2 separate regions of the Homo sapiens genome follow, and region 2 is linked to region 1. A link is a loop called in an ENCODE intact Hi-C map of the cell type or tissue named here. Cell type or tissue: PC-3. All regions are shown on one strand. Each heading gives the region's core, and the rest is flanking DNA. Links, peaks and the distances in the headings are about the cores only.

Region 1 (8,344 bases), core at 240-8,239:
AATGGAGCAACATAACTGGATTCTACTGAGAGTTATTTGGATACAAATCACAGCTTCTGGTCCATAATGTGGTAAGTTTCCGAATGTTAATATGACTTACTGTTTAAATAACAGTATGTGTCATATATACTATGCAGCCGTGCATGAATTTACCGGTCAGTAGCAGAAATGCGTAACTGCTGAATTGGTTTGGAGCCATTTCATAGAGCTTATGAGACAGCCTTCTGAGAAATTTAATAACTCCATGAAAACCTCAAAGGAACCTGTTTTTTAAAAACATCATTTTCATAAAGTGAAACAAAATATCCTGCTACTAGTCCTGAATACCACAGCCATATGGGGAAAAAACAATTCCAAACAAACTAACATATATAGTAATGTTAGAGTATACAGAAGTTCCATTTAGGTTTACGGTAATTGTGCTACAATATAACTACAAGTCAAATAGCCAACATAATTATAGAACAAGTGGTATATTTGAACCTGATAGGAGTCAATTCTGCCATGTATATCATCATTTGGCACAGGTACAGAACCACCATTAGAGTAAATACAGGGCAATTAGGCAGGAGAAGGAAATAAAGAGTATTCAGTTAGGAAAAGAGGAAGTCAAATTGTCCCTGTTTGCAGACGACATGATTGTATATCTAGAAAACCCCACTGTCTCAGCCCAAAATCTCCTTAAGCTGATAAGCAACTTCAGCAAAGTCTCAGGATACAAAATCAATGTACAAAAATCACAAGCATTCTTATACAGCAATAACAGACAAACAGAGAGCCAAATCATGAGGGAACTCCCATTCACAATTGCTTCAAAGAGAATAAAATACTTAGGAATCCAACTTACAAGGGACATGAAGGACCTCTTCAAGGAGAACTACAAACCACAGCTCAATGAAATAAAAGAGGATACAAGCAAATGGAAGAACATTCCATGCTCATGGGTAGGAAGAATCAATATTGTGAAAATGGCCATACTGCCCAAGGTAATTTATAGATTCAATGCCATCCCCATCAAGCTACCAGTGATTTTCTTCACAGAATTGGAAAAAACTACTTTAAAGTTCATATGGAACCAAAAAAGAGCCCGCATTGCCAAGTCAATCCTAAGTCAAAAGAACAAAGCTGGAGGCATCACCCTACCTGACTTCAAACTACACTATAAGACTACAGTAACCAAAACAGCGTGGTACTGGTACCAAAACAGAGATATAGATCAATAGAACGGAACAGAGCCCTCAGAAATAACGCCGCATATCTACAACTATCTGATCTTTGACAAACCTGAGAAAAACAAGCAATGGGGAAAGGATTCCCTATTTAATAAATGGTGCTGGGAAAACTGGCTAACCATACGTAGAAAGCTGCAACTGGATCCCTTCCTTACACCTTATACAAAAATTAATTCAAGATGGATTAAAGACTTAAACGTTAGACCTAAAACCATAAAAACCCTAGAAGAAAACCTAGGCATTACCATTCAGGACATAGGCATGGGCAAGGACTTCATGTCCAAAACACCAAAAGCAATGGCAACAAAAGCCAAAATTGACAAATGGGATCTAATTAAACTAAAGAGCTTCTGCACAGCAAAAGAAACTACCATCAGAGTGAACAGGCAACCTACAAAATGGGAGAAAATTTTCACAACCTACTCATCTGACAAAGGGCTAATATCCAGAATCTACAATGAACTCAAACAAATTTACAAGAAAAAAACAAACAACCCCATCAAAAAGTGAGCAAAGGATATGAACAGACACTTCTCAAAAGAAGACATTTATGCAGCCAAAAGACACATGAAAAAATGCTCATCATCACTGGCCATCAGAGAAATGCAAATCTAAACCACAATGAGATACCATCTCACACCAGTTAGAATGGCAATCATTAAAAAGTCAGGAAACAACAGGTGCTGGAGAGGATGTGGAGAAATAGGAACACTTTGACACTGTTGGTGGGACTGTAAACTAGTTCAACCATTGTGGAAGTCAGTGTGGCCATTCCTCAGGGATCTAGAACTAGAAATACCATTTGACCCAGCCATCCCATTACTGGGTATATACCCAAAGGACTATAAATCATGCTGCTATAAAGACACATGCACACGTATGTTTATTACGGCACTATTCACAATAGCAAAGACTTGGAACCAACCCAAATGTCCAACAATGATAGACTGGATTAAGAAAATGTGGCACATATATACCATGGAATACTATGCAGCCATAAAAAATGATGAGTTCATGTCCTTTGTAGGGACATGGATGATATTGGAAATCGTCATTCTCAGTAAACTATTGCAAGGACAAAAAACCAAACACCGCATGTTCTCACTCATAGGTGGGAATTGAACAATGGGAACACATGGACACAGGAAGGGGAATATCACACTCTGGGGACTGTTGTGGAGTGGGGGGAGGGGGGAGGGATAGCATTAGGAGATATACCTAATGCTAAATGATGAGTTAATGGCTGCAGCACACCAGCATGGCACATGTATACATATGTAACTAACCTGCACATTGTGCACATGTACCCTAAAACTTAAAGTATAATAATAATAAAAAAGAAAAAAAAGAAAAAAAAAACCACTGATGGCTAAATTCATTTCTTAAGCAAATTACAATTTCTGTGCAAGAAAAGTTCTTATGACTATAACCTTCAGCTGGTCACCAGTACATGTGGTTGCTGCTTTTCTCTCCACAGTGAACATTTTACTCAGTCAAGTACTGGGCAACTAACTTAAATAAGGTCAACCTAAGTTAATGAGTCTCAAATTCTATTGAAAAGAATTGGGTAATCCCATCATAGTGCAGATGCAACAACACAGACGAGGTTTTAAAAATTTTCTACAGAACCATAGAAAGTAGTTAAATGTGCCATTAAAGATTAGGACTAATATCCCCACTTTACCACTAGGAACATAAAATGCCCCTTACTTATATCAGTAGCTGAATGTTTATTTAATCCTACAACAAGCCATTTGGACACTGAAAATGTCTCTTTGAAGCATAATTAAGATTTTACTAAGCTAGAATTCTGATGTCAGTAATAAAACAGACCTCGTAATATTATACTGTATGACACTTGGAATTAACGACTCTTTCAAATAATGGAAGAAAAATTCTCTTTATACTTGAGAAACAGATATAACAAAGGGGAGCTGAATTTCTCATTCTTTCTTATTTTTATATTTCAATAACTCCCATAACATATGTATGGATGCAGAATGAACATAACCACTGAAAACAAATTTGCCATGCTAAAGAAAACAGCATGGGCCGGCTGCGGTGGCTCATGTCTGTAGCGGGCGGATCACCTGAGGTCAGGAGTTCGAGACCAGCCTGACCCACATGGAGAAACGCCATCTCTACTAAAAATACAAAATTAGCCGGGCGTGGTGGTGCATGCTTGTAATCCCAGCTACTCAGGAGGTTGAGGCAGGAGAATCGCTTGAACCCAGGAAGTGGAGGCTGCAATGAGCTGAGATCATGCCGTTGCACTCCAGCCTGGGCAACAAGAGCGAGCAAAACTCCGTTTCAAAAAAAAAAGGAAGAAAGAAAAATAAAACAGTATGAAGGAAAATAGATCTCTCTCTGATCTGAACCCTGGGCCATCTAAAATCAGCATTACTAGTAGTAGCGACCATGGGATCAAGAAGAACCTGAAGACTGTCTCCTTAAACCGACTGGAGATGAAACGTACATAGTGCCTTCATTTAAAAGTAAGGTTTTTTTTGCCCTTAAATTAAAAGAAGCAACAAAGAGGCAAAGAGTCCCCTTTCTAAGAGTCCAAATACAAACAGGACAGCCATTTATTCCTGACTGCCTGCCTTCTTGTCTCACTTGGCTTCTCATCACAGATCTTGCTTGTAACCAGGCAACCATATAAAACATCACGTACTTTGTTGCAATTAAGTATTTTATCCTTTTAGGTTTTCCTTAATACCAAGAGGAAACAATGATGGCTCACAGTCTGATATTGCCACTCGGATATGCACTGATGAGAATCTGAAGTTTGTATCTAGTAAGTCTGTCAAGGGCTAGGTGATTCATAAAATGTCCTGACACTGACATGGAGAGAACTTTCTAGAATCTGACAGCTCTTTACAAGAAACACATTTCACAATCCTAAAGAAACCTTCAGCTGACACAGCCCCAACACAAGTGAAGAGGGACATCCAGTGGCCGATTCCATTATAGTTTTTAGATAATCCCCAGGAGGTTAAAAGTAGTCCTAAAATTTTGCATGTATCTGCAGATTCCACAATGTTTAGGTCTATGATCTTTATAATGCTGTCATTCTCCATATTACTAGTAAAAATCAAATGATCTAATTTCATGGCAGCAAGGCAGGGAATGAGGTGTTGTTACAGAGAGACCCGAGAACCTTTAAATAAAAAGTAAGACACAGAAGATATTTACTTGGATGTCTAGATAAATACCTGGAAGATGTTCTCATGTGAAAATGAATTAGTAACACATGTATTATATTCCCATGTTAAAATATAAATAAGAATTTAGACCCTATTCAAAATAGAAGTAAAATATTTTTTAAATTCAAAATTCATAAGCTCTTTGAGTCTTACTCTGATAGCAGATGTTTTTATTCCCTTTATTTTACTGTATTCAAATCATAAAACCATAGATTTCAAAGTAGATTTAATGAAAGCTTCCATGGATTATTAACTAGTTACCTCTCCAGTGGAAGCCATCTCACATCTCAGAATGGGGTCAGCATCCCTCAACCGGGGCCAGGAAAACATGGGAGCCTGTTGGAAAAAAAAAAAACAGGGAGAAAAATTATGTGAGGGAAAAGTAGAAAATGAATAAGAGAGGATAAATATATTAGCAAATCATCTCTCACAGAGTTCACTTAGGCTACAGTAGACATGTAAAAAATCTCTTGGGTCCAAGCATCCGACTTGAAAGATGGCTTTAAAACTCCATTCCAAGAATTTCTTGAGCTCTTGGCCAAAACTTTAGGTTAAATAATCACAAATTAATTCTGTAAATAGGGCGCCTGAGACCAGTCTGGACCAGTGTTTCTAATCTGGCCCATGCATATTCCTATTGGAATGATTTCAAAGTCCACTGGGCATTGGTCTCTCCAGACAGAGTTCAAACACATTTTTTTCTCTTTGATAGGCTTTGGAAACATTCCTCTTCTTGTTCTGATCATTTGAACTTGCAACAAGCCACCTTGCCAGAAATGGCTGTCTGTAAGCCAGTTTCTGAGGCATTAAACTGTTGTTGACACCTCTTAAAAGCTTTGAAAAACATTCTGCTTGGAAACACCTTTGTGCAGAACTTTCATATGAACTAGAGTATAGGAGTGCCTCCTTTTCATTTATTTTACTGATGCAATTCATGAAAAACTAAGTTCTTGTTTCTCGCTATGTGTCCACTTATCTGGTACATGGAGGAATTTTATCAATTGCTCCATTGATTCTGGCACCCATTCTAAATTATGATGGGAATTCTAGCTTGGGAGTCATTTCACTGGATCATCTTGGTCAAGTTACATATTTCTGCATTTCAGCTTCCCTATTTCCCCATCTGTTGATACCAATTAGCCTCACTAGGGCTATTAAGATTGACAATTACTAAGTAATTTGAAAAAAACTAAGATTTATATACAAAGCTAACTAGGGAATGAGTAAGCTAGAAGATACAGTGCATTTAAAAAATGCATATCTACCTGTAATCCCAGCACTTTGGGAGGCCGAGGCAGGTGGATCACCTGAGGTCAGGAGTTTAAGACCAACTTTGCCAACATGGCAAAACCCCATCTCTACTAAAAATGCAAAAATTAGCTGGGCGTGGTGGCATGTGCTTATAATCCCAGCTACCTGGGGGCTACTTGGGGGGCTGAGGGGGAGAATTGCTTGAACCCGGAAGGCAGAGGTTGCAGTGAGCTGAGATCATGGCACTGCACTCCAGCCAGGGTGACAGAGCAAGACTCCGTCTCAAAAAAAAAAAAAAAAAAAAGCATATCTATCCATCAATATTATTTTTAGTTAAAAATTCATATATCAATTTACTAAAAGAAATAAGCATACTCCTATAACTATGAATAAAGAAACATGAACTTAAAATCCATATATAGAATCTCCAGTGGAAAAAAATATTTTTCAGTGGCTACTAATCGTTGGTCTCAAAAAAAATTTCTCTATTTTTCTACTAAAAGATTTAACAATATATGTTTGTCACAGTCTCCATGAATAAAATGCCACCTCTCCTCCCAACATAAAAAGTCACATTCCATCTCAATGCACTATAAAATTCAAGGCATCCTACATTATCAGCTTAAACAAGATTTTTAATTCACAACTTCAACTTAAAGTTCCCATCATAAAAGTCAAAAGTCCAAGTCTGAGCTGTAACACAATTATGGTTGAAGTCACTAGTACATATAGGAACGGAAACCTTTTGAAAACATCAGAAATTTGTCAATTTTACATAAATATATCAATATTAATGTTACATAAATATATTAATTTCATTGTGCTCTTCATCTACGTAATTCAAATACGTTTATATATCACTAATCCTCATGCCTGTCCAGCCAAGTAGTTAAAGGTCATAATTCTGTGCACCATCATACTGATGCAGCTAGGAGATCACAATGGCTTTATTATTAAGGTATTATTTAAAATATACATATGTATTGGAAATTAGTGAACAAACTTTAAATTTTCCTGGTCACTCTTTATAAAGGTGTCATCAATTTCAACAACCGCACAGCACCATATACAGCAACAGCTGTCTCAATTTTTCAAATGGAAAAATCATGCCACTGAAGAAAATATATACTAAGCAAAGGTGGTCAATGTGGTAGGAATTTAATCAACCCCACAGGCTAACCCTTTTTACAAAAGTCATGTAAGAGTTGGCACAATTCAAGCTTTATCCTAACAAGGTGTGTCCTGGATTTCTATTTACCAGCTAAACTAGCACCATCATGTGTCAGCTGCACAAAAAGCTTATAATTCACTCAGCTAATTGATTTTGAAGTTATACAATTCTAGATGGTTTTAAAAATTTTTTTGAAATGTACAACAGTTCACATAAAGTTGCCTATAGTACAACTGCAGTACATTATTGAAAGGAAATGTAAATCCCTAGTCCAACCCTTTAGTTAGAAGGTTTTAAAAGTAACAAGATTTTTGATGACAAATTGTTCTTTTAATTTCACTAGAACTCATAAAATGACTAATAAATTTTTGAAAATGTTACCTTAATTGCAACATAGTCAGCAGGAATTATGGGATGGTCCAATGTTGGAAGATGTTTCTCATCAACATTCTCTCCAATCATCACCTTGGTGGCCACATCAATGAAGTCAACCCCAAGAGTCTTGGAAACAAAGGGGAAGGATCGAGAAGCTCTCAAGTTACACTCAATCACCTGAAGAGATAAAATTCAAAATGAGAAAGAGGACATTGAGAGCCAGTAACAACAATATTAATATTCTCTCTACCACTGGTTTCCAGCTGTTATTAACTGGGGACCAGCTCTTGTTTTGCTAATCTTGTCTCTTTTCTCCTTACTGCTTGGATTTTTCCTGATACTTTCAGTCAGTATCTTTGAACTCTAACTTTCTTTCATGCCTTTTTCCAAATTGCATTCCCATGCACTGCTGACAGGTTTAGTTTAATGCAGAGCTCAAATAATGCCATACCCCTCCTGAAAACCTTCACTGGATGTCCACTGGCTTCAGATTAAAGTCTAGTCCCTGAAGGCCTTCTGTCCTCTTGCTTCATTGGAGACCTCACTGTCTTTATCTTATACTACCCTCCTGGCCTCAATCTTACTTTCCCAGTTCACCCATTTTACTCAGTAAAATCATCTCACTCAACTGAACTATTTACTCTCTCCAAATATGCTCTTTTCTCACCTTTACAGATGATGTTCTATCTATGTGTAATAATCTCTCTACCATCGTTAACTTGTCAAAATTCCAACCGTTTTGCGAGATCCAGTTCACAATACAAAATCTACCTTGAAGTCTTTTATGATCTACCCCTAACCAAGCATAGGATGCTCAAATACATGCTCATGCACACACACTGGCAAATACGTTCTCTCTGCTCTATAATTCCAATACCATTTTATTTGTACATCCCCTCTAGCAACTGTGATACTCTACTTTATAGTTTTCTACAAATTTACCTTCTTCCCAACCTTCACTAAATTACAGTATTTTTTGAGAGCAGAGGCTTGCTTAATACATTTTTGCAGCCACCAAATGACTGCGAGTAGGAGGTAAATCAATGCTGGTTACTACTATGGTCTGGATGTGGTTTGTCCCCATCAAAACTCATGTTGAAATTTGGTCC
Region 2 (8,344 bases), core at 280-8,279, 420 kb before region 1:
AAAATACATAGAGAGATTAATAGTCACTTTATATGGTTCCTCTCTTGTCCTCCCCTATCCCTACCTGTAGAGAAGAATAGAATAAGAGGAATTGGTCTCAGTTTTCATTTAGCTATGTAATATTTCAAATTAATAAATATCCTACTTCATGGATCCAAAGCAGTTCATAAAATAAAGGTGTATCTCATAATCAATGACATGTTAGATTCAATAAAATATATAGTACTAAGCATATCATTTCCCATTCTCTTTTGTCTCCACCAGTATTCCCCCAGTGATGTGAACTGTGAAGCAAGATTTCTCGTATCAGACCAAGGGGCTATGTAAACAGATTGTGTGCACTGACTTAAAAAGAACGTATGGTTAAAAAAAGATACAGGACCATTTAAGTTATGTATAAATAAACAAGTTAGCTTTTATTTAAATAATAAATTTGCTTGGAATCTAACATGTGATTCTTTAATAAGACCGAGCTCGGTTAAGACATAGTCTTGGAATGTTTCTCTGAGTTATATGTTTATAAGAGGCACTGGAACAGCAATTCAGCCTGTACCTCCAATACAGTGTTACTTCCCTAATATTTGGAAAACTTCAGGGTAAAAGATGAATTATTCTGGGTAATAATGTCCCGTAAATATTATTGTAGTATCAACTACAAGTAAACAGATTTTGGCTCCATATCCATATAAAACATTCCACCTCAGTATAGAGTAATCTTGTGAAACTCTGTGTGGTCCTTATCCCCGCAGGCATTTGAAGCAGAAGCTGTCTGTACTTCTGTCAGGATTATAATAAGCTGATTCTTAATTGGGTGATAAAGGAAGGACTCTGAAAAAACTGTCCCTTCCAAACTTGGAGTCAAAGATCTTATGGTATGACTGTACATAAGGCTCATACACTCTATATTTTGAAAGCCAGTCCTAGCTACAAAAAGTATGTATTTGTAATTTCATGAAAACTAAGAAAACACAATGAACATTCCTTTTTAATATCTATGATATTATTCTACTTTCTATTCAAAAGTGGCCTTATTTTTCCCTCTTTCAACCCATGCTTTGTGCTCTGTTTTAAAAAGTTGACTACCGAAGATGAATCTAAACATAGCTTTAGGTTACTCTTTGGAAACTGCTGACTTCACTAAAACAAAAATAAAAGTAAAAACTATAAGTCCTGAAATAGTAGCAACTATTGTTCAGAATATTGCCTTCGTATCATTGGAGAAAAATTTAAAGTGCATATTACTCTGAAAAGAACTGGTAATATCGAGATACACAAGAGTGTAACTCTAGTGGGTAATAAAATTATTCCAAATCCTGACATGCATTTACTGCCTTATTCACAGTTTTCCTATTTCATTTTATACAATATAACACATGAATGGAGCTCTTACAAATCCTTCTTTTCTGGCTTCTATCCTGTTTTGTAATCTCATAGACTCCTTCCCCTGACTCCATGCCTTTAGTTCCTTGTTTACTGTATTTATCAATTGTACAGAAATACAAACCTCTGAAACCAGATTTGCTCTCAAGAATTCTGTCATATCGAACACACTGATTGCTACACATTCAGTTTTTGACCTGACATATTTAAATAGAAACCCAATCCTGTGCAGTATGGGAGAAAGTCACTGGACAAAGAACTACTGATCATGTCCACGCCTTAAAGTGTCTTCCCCAGAAATTAAGGGGATATGCAAATCTGAATAGGAGAACTGAATCACACTGGCCAAGCTTGGGCAAGACTAGTGTATGTGCTCTAATGTGACTGTATGTATGTTGCCATACATAGCTGTAACCTAAATCCCTGCAAAACAGGCTAGGACATACTGTTCCCTAGAGAATGACCAAAAGGACAAAATATCTATTTGGCATGTTTTGGCTTATTTGTTTTTGACAGAATATATAACAAATCTGTAATAAATCAACAAACCTATAATATAGGTATAACAAATCTGTAACAAATGTAATCAGCTTATTTCATGAATCTCTAGGTCCACTTTACTTGCCTCCTTTTTTCCCAGACTTTTTACTGCTTTTCCAACATCCACATTGAATCTGATTAATTACAGAGTTCTTTCTAGGCCATCTAAGCTTAAATTTCTCTAATTGCAGAAAAAAGCAGTGAAGTGCATTAACAAGCAGATGCAAACAGCCGAATTCAACTAAATTCCACTCCCCAAATCCTACACCAACCACCAATTAGTTCATCCTAAAACTAACTTCTCTACCTTTAAAACAAGTTCTTTAGAATCAGAATGATTTTTCATCAGCCTTGAACCACAAGTATGTACAGGAGGGTTTACAAACCTGTCTTGAAAATCAAACATAGGATACCCACTTGCTTCTGAGTACCTTTAGGAAGTTATCAGATGACTATAAAGCCAAATAAAGCATAACAGATGTCCTAATTCAGCTAAAATCATGACTCTGATAGGCCCAAGCTAAGGAATTGGAAGGTGTTCTGTCTTCCAAAGTCTTTTTATTGTCTCTGATTGAATTAAGGACTGAAACCAAACAAAAACAAAGTAATGACTGTCCCTAACGAAGAGGAACCTGGGTTTCCACTAGGATTGAGCTATGGCAAATAAAGCTGTTTAAGTACAGCTGTACATACAACCCTGTACATACATCTCCTGTACATACAACCCTCCTGGACTATTCAGGGAGATCTTCAAGAAAGAGCTTGCTTCAGGGACAAAGGATCACAGCACAGGAATCCCACTCAGCAACATGGTCTACTGACTGGAGACCAGTGTGAATTGTGGAGTGTGGGAGTTGAATATAAAACTCTCCCCACCCTGTTATCCTTCCGCTTGTGTGGAGTTGCCAGACTTCAAGGTAGTGTGTTGCTTGAATAATGAGAATATCATTGGTGACAGTGACAGCATAAAGACTGAAAGCATTTTTCTCAACGCTCTATACTTCCACATTTTTCTGTGACTCTAGGAGTAAATGCTAGCCTCCAAAATGACTAGTGCTGCCATCCCTGACCAGCTGTTGACATGTTGACCCCAAGTCTACTATAATGTGACTTAAAAGATAAATAAATGTAGCATTGGTTATGTTGTAAGGTTGAGAAATAAGACTCTTGTTATGGTTCTAATACTCTGAGGTCAAGGAATTCTCCTATGAAACTCTCTTAACCATGCATCATAAAGGAAAGGAATATTACTCCCTTGAATTTGCATTGAAATGTCCTGAGTCCTGAAAAAATAGTAATAGTTGTTTTAGAGAAGTTAGCAGACTATGGCCCTTAGGCCATACCCAGCCTTCCACCTGTTTTTGTAACAAACAAATAAAACAAAAAACAAAAATCCCCAAGTTTTATTGGAACACAGCCTCGCTCATTTGTTTACTGACTGCCTATGGATGCTCTGGTGCTACAACAGCAGAGCTGAGTAGTGATAGAGATGGTATGGCCCATAATCTAAAATATTTACTCTGAAGCTCTTTCCAGAAAATTTTACCAACTTCTGTTCTAAAAGTAGGGCACACAACTCAAACCCCTGGAAGCAGAGTGGGTGACACAGAAGCAGCTGCCAGCCAGCAGGGCTGTCTGAGTCTGCAGCTTAAGAGTCTAGGCTTGGCGAGCATCAGTCCCAACAACAGCAGCCAATCTTATCCAGATACAGCATCTATTTGCCCTCCGATCATCTGTCACTCTCCATCAGCTATACCCTGTATTGCAGCATCATGCGTTCCCCCTTGTCAGTTCCTATGTCAGCTGGCTTCCAGTTGAATAAAGACAATAAAAAGTATGTGGGGAAAAAATGGAAGAAGAGAAAGAAATCTAAGTATTTCTTGACCTTTTCTCTGCTTTTGGCAGCTTCTTGTGCAGAGATTGTACCTCTTCCATGAATCCATTCCCTGATAGATTCACCTTCTGCGATTTCAACCTCCACCTTATAACCATGATTCCAAATTCTGATTATATCATTTCCTCCTTGTCCTTCCAGTTTAGGGGCACAATGACTTGCTGCTATTGCTAATCTTAAGGGTTTTTCAGGATCCCCTGTTGGAATTCTCAGTACTTACATCACTTAAGTTACTACCTCCCTACATTAAATTCCCTTTGTGGTAAATAATTGAGGTGATTTCTACTTTTCTAGTACGAAAGGGTCACTGGTATCTCAGATGAGAGGAAGCAAAGCAGTTCTGCTTAAGTGGCCCCTTTGTGCTCTAGGGGCTACTAGCAGCTTCAAGGATCAGGCTCCGCTACCAGGGATTGTGAACAATAACCAGGCTTAGTTTGGAATGCAGTTAAATCACATCTTGAGGATTCTCTGAAGCACTTATGTAGTAATAAAATTCTTACAGGAGCAGGTGAGAGCTTGGCATCGGTGAAATTCAGGCACAGATGTTAATGTGACTTCAGTTATCATTGAGGAGTGGTAAGGAATAGGACATTCAAGTTCCAAAAAGGATTCCATTTTTAACTATAGTGCTATTGATTTGTCATTGTGTGTAATGCCATTCAACATTTTCCTTAAACACTAATTGACAGAGTTATAATTTCTTCTAACAAAAGAAGAAATTGATGAGATTTCAATCTGATGGTTTTAATTACTGTCATTAAAGACACACATGAGCTTTCAGACTTAAACGCCCTCTCCCAGTTCTACTCTGGTAAATTCTTTGGGAGTTACAGAAGCCACTATAATTCAGACTCATAGTTTGATAGGAAAAGTCAGCCCTAGTTAAATGCCATCAATAGCTAACGCAGTTTGGACAGTTTAATTATGTACTTGTCTGAACACTTGTCACACTTCTGGTGACTTCAAAGCAATGTAGTCTTCAGCACTAAAATTTGCAGTGTTTTATAATCAAACTTATTAGTGCTTCTTCACATTACAAGACTATACGAGATATGAAGAGGTTAAGTAACTTGACCAAGACTATCCTGAACTGACAAGAAAAAATCGAGAGCTGAAACAATTAGCTAAGTGGTTCAAGCAAGATTAACAATCCATCTTTTTTTAGGGGGTGCTAGGAGTTTAAATTACTAAACTAAGTATCTGATAATTACCTAAACTCTCAGATCTCAGATTAAAATCATCGTCCAAATTCAGCATCACAATACTTAGTGAATTTCTTAGTGCTGTGTTTTTTATAGAAATTATGAACCCTTTGTTTCATATTTAAAAATTCTGTCACTGTTTTTGAAGTGTTACATATTTATATCGCCACCTGGTGGATTGATTTGTAATGAAGGCAGGCATATGGCTTGGGGTGGAAAAGGTGAGAACAAATCATCCTGGAGCCATTCACCCTTTTAAAGACACCTTTTCTCTCAGGTGCCTCACCTCTAACGCTGTACTTGAAAATTTTGTTCTGAATATAAACAGCCAGAGAAGGAAATTCAGAATCATGTTATTAACAGACATGTTTTGCCTCCTCAAGGAGAAACAGATCAATGAAGTTCCCAGTGGCCAGGAAAACATGAATATATGTTAAAGTCATTAATGGCTGTGTTGCTTCTGTTTAGCAGTAAGGTATAATGACACAACTGATTTGCTTTTTCCTCATTATGTGGTGTTAAAAAGGAGAATAATTATGACAGGGAAGATAGGGATGGCTGTATTTTTAAAATTAAAAGTAATGGATAAATTTAGTGTAAAATTTATCTTTTTCTAGAAATAATAAATTTTGTAGAAAATTAGACAGTTCTCTTATGAGATATATCTGCTATGCCCTTAGAGATTAATTGGGACTCTGTTTCTGTGTGTTTATTCTCATCTATAACCACTTTAGGACACAGCTGCCGTTACTTAAACAAGTTAATTGTGTTGGTCTGTTTCCACATTAAGACAATTTTCCAGGGTCATTTCTGCAGGATTTTTTTGAAATGTAATATTCCTTGTATGTCCAGGGTACTAAGAGTTCATGCCTTTGTCTTTGGAGACAATGGTGTCCTTGCAACTGACAAAGCTTCTTTTCAAAGGAATAAGCTTATTTATGTTGAATCAGCCTCTTTACTTCTATACGACTCCTTTAGGTTTGTGATAAGAGTGACTAGCAGAAAGAATAACTGAAGACATCCTTTATATCATTCAAACTTTTTTCTAGCATTTATGAAAACTAATAAGAAACCAAATCCTCAACACTTACAATTGTTGGAATATTCTGGTTAGTAAACCATTTTATCTTAAAAATGAATTAATATTCATAAGATATTTTACTCATTAAACTGGTATTTTACATAAATCTTTTCTTACTTTTTTTACTCATTTTCTAATTATTATTAATTAATTGGTTAAGCAAATTAAGAAGTCAAGAAGTACCCAGTGATTACAAATTATATAAAATATTAAATATCTAAAATTAGTTTCGACCCTAGGCAAACATTTCAGACCCAGTATATTTTCTTCATTGTCTTAGCATAAAACAAATACAAAAAGTCTCTATTTGTATTTGCAACTACTGGATAGGTGAATGACACTTTAAAACTCTAGGGATCTGACAATGAATGCATTGATACACACCAAATAAGATATATTACAAATTTTGGTCTCATCCATAAAGACATACATTGGGTAATCCAACCCTTATTATTCAGAGTAAAAGCAGTACTTTGGAACTTTTAAAAGAAGACACACACATGTGCGTGCACACACACATACGCATACACACAAACACACACACACATATCTGTTATGTAGGATTTGGGGCATTTAAAAGAAGCTTTATGTACATAAAAATTCATTAATCTTTCTGGTCTTTTCAGTTGGCTTTGGAATATATATGTGTGTGTGTCTCTTTATATATATTATTCAATGCTTACATAGTTATAGATATTACTAGTATTTTAGCTCAGTATCCAATACTATATTTGGCACCCTGTTAGTTGCACTCTGGTGATATTGTTGTCCCTTTGCATCTTTGATCCTTTCCTTTAATTTTACCCTACATGTTACAAGAAATTATAGATCTGTATAATTTAGAAGGTCAAAAATTTCAAAAAGGTTTTCTTTTAAACAAAAAATAACAGTCCAAACTTTCTTTCCCCTATTTCCCAGCCCTCAGAAACAACTACTTTGATCTTTTGCCGATGATTATTTTACTTGTTACATTAATGCCTTTAAATAAGGTGGAGTGCATATCCCACTATGGAAGTGAGAAATCTGTTTTCTTTCCTTTCCTCACTTTATCTACAGCCTGAACTTCCTTTCTATATCTCTTCAGAGAGAGATTACTGATTGCCTTATTTTTTTATTAGCTTAGTTTTCCATTCTTTTTAAAAACATATTCAACCTCAATGCTTTTACCTCATTGCCTATATATTCTCTCAAAACATCCAAAGACTGCAGGTATTCTACCAGTGAATCTTCCTGAAGAATTCTCTCCTGGAAGCTTCTGATCTGCTTCAGTCTGAACTTGTTGCCTCTGTGCTTGGTATAGAGCTGGCATCTTTATGATCTTTGTTGGTTATATCATCTTTGTGGGTTTGGATCTTGTACTTTCCCTAATTCGTGCTCACTTCTCTTCTGGATCACTCTTTTATATGGTGGAACATGTTCTGAGAAAGGGTATAAGGAGGTAAAATTTTGAGACCTTGCCTGATGAAATATCTTTGTTGTCCTTTCATTCTTAATAGTTTGGTTACATAGATAATTCAAGTTAGGAAATTACTTCCCCTCAGAATATTGAGAGCCTTCCTCCACCACTTTCTAGTTTCCACTGTTCTTGTTGAGGGGTTCAAAGATATTATGATTCTTACTCTTTTGTAAGTAACTATTATTTTTTTCTTTCTATAAACTTCTAGGGAGCTTGTCTTGAATTCTCTGGATTTATATGACAATAGGTTTGTTGCATGTCTATTTTAATCTATTTGGTGGATATTCACTGAGCTCTTTCAATCTGAAAACTTCCTTCTCTTCTGAAAAACTTTTCTGGAATGAGTTCATTGATTTCCCTCCTCATCTCCCTTTTCTCTTTTGTTTGTTTGAGACGGAGTCTCACTCTGTCACCCAGGCTAGAGTACAGTGGCACAATCTTGGCTCACTGCAACCTCCGACTCCCGGGTTCAGGCGATTCTCATGCCTCAGTCTCCTGAGTAGCTGGGATTACAGGTGCATGCCACCACACCCGGCTAATTTTTGTATTTTTAGTAGAGACAAGGTTTCACCATGTTGGCCAGGCTGGTTTCAAACTCCTGACCTCAAGTGATCCACCCGCCTCGGCCTCCCAAAATGCTAGGGTTACAGGCGCGAGCCACGTGCCTGGCTCCCATTTTCTCTAAAATTCTTATGCCTTGATATTAGACTTCCTGGATTGATAGGTTAATTTATGTTTCCTCTCCCGAGTACATTCGAGACAAGCTTTTGAAAAATGTTGTCTTTCCCTGC

What was found. A loop is a pair of places that touch in the nucleus more often than their neighbours do. Peaks named below come from ENCODE experiments on the same cell type or tissue, not always from the same donor. Only the 100,000 strongest peaks of a DNase experiment are listed, where the experiment ranks them.
Region 2: it touches region 1 in a loop (3-fold over the local background); 2 of 110 quality-filtered maps call a loop at or near these places.

Annotation. Positions count from the first base shown.
Region 1 is chr2:210,659,553-210,667,896 of GRCh38, reverse strand. CPS1 (carbamoyl-phosphate synthase 1) reads right to left here. Exons shown (of 38, transcript NM_001875.5): 32 at 7,242-7,412; 33 at 4,700-4,774. Among named protein-coding and RNA genes, the nearest start is that of CPS1-IT1, 46 kb to the right of the region's middle. In PC-3, for the core only: a CTCF peak has its summit at 4,168; no DNase peak of the experiment used is centred there.
Region 2 is chr2:211,082,105-211,090,448 of GRCh38, reverse strand. All of the region lies in intron 3 of LOC107985978 (a long non-coding RNA gene), which reads right to left. Among named protein-coding and RNA genes, the nearest start is that of CPS1-IT1, 470 kb to the right of the region's middle. In PC-3, for the core only: a CTCF peak has its summit at 5,185 (motif pointing left); a DNase peak (open chromatin) is centred at 5,208; H3K27me3 peaks cover 980 bases.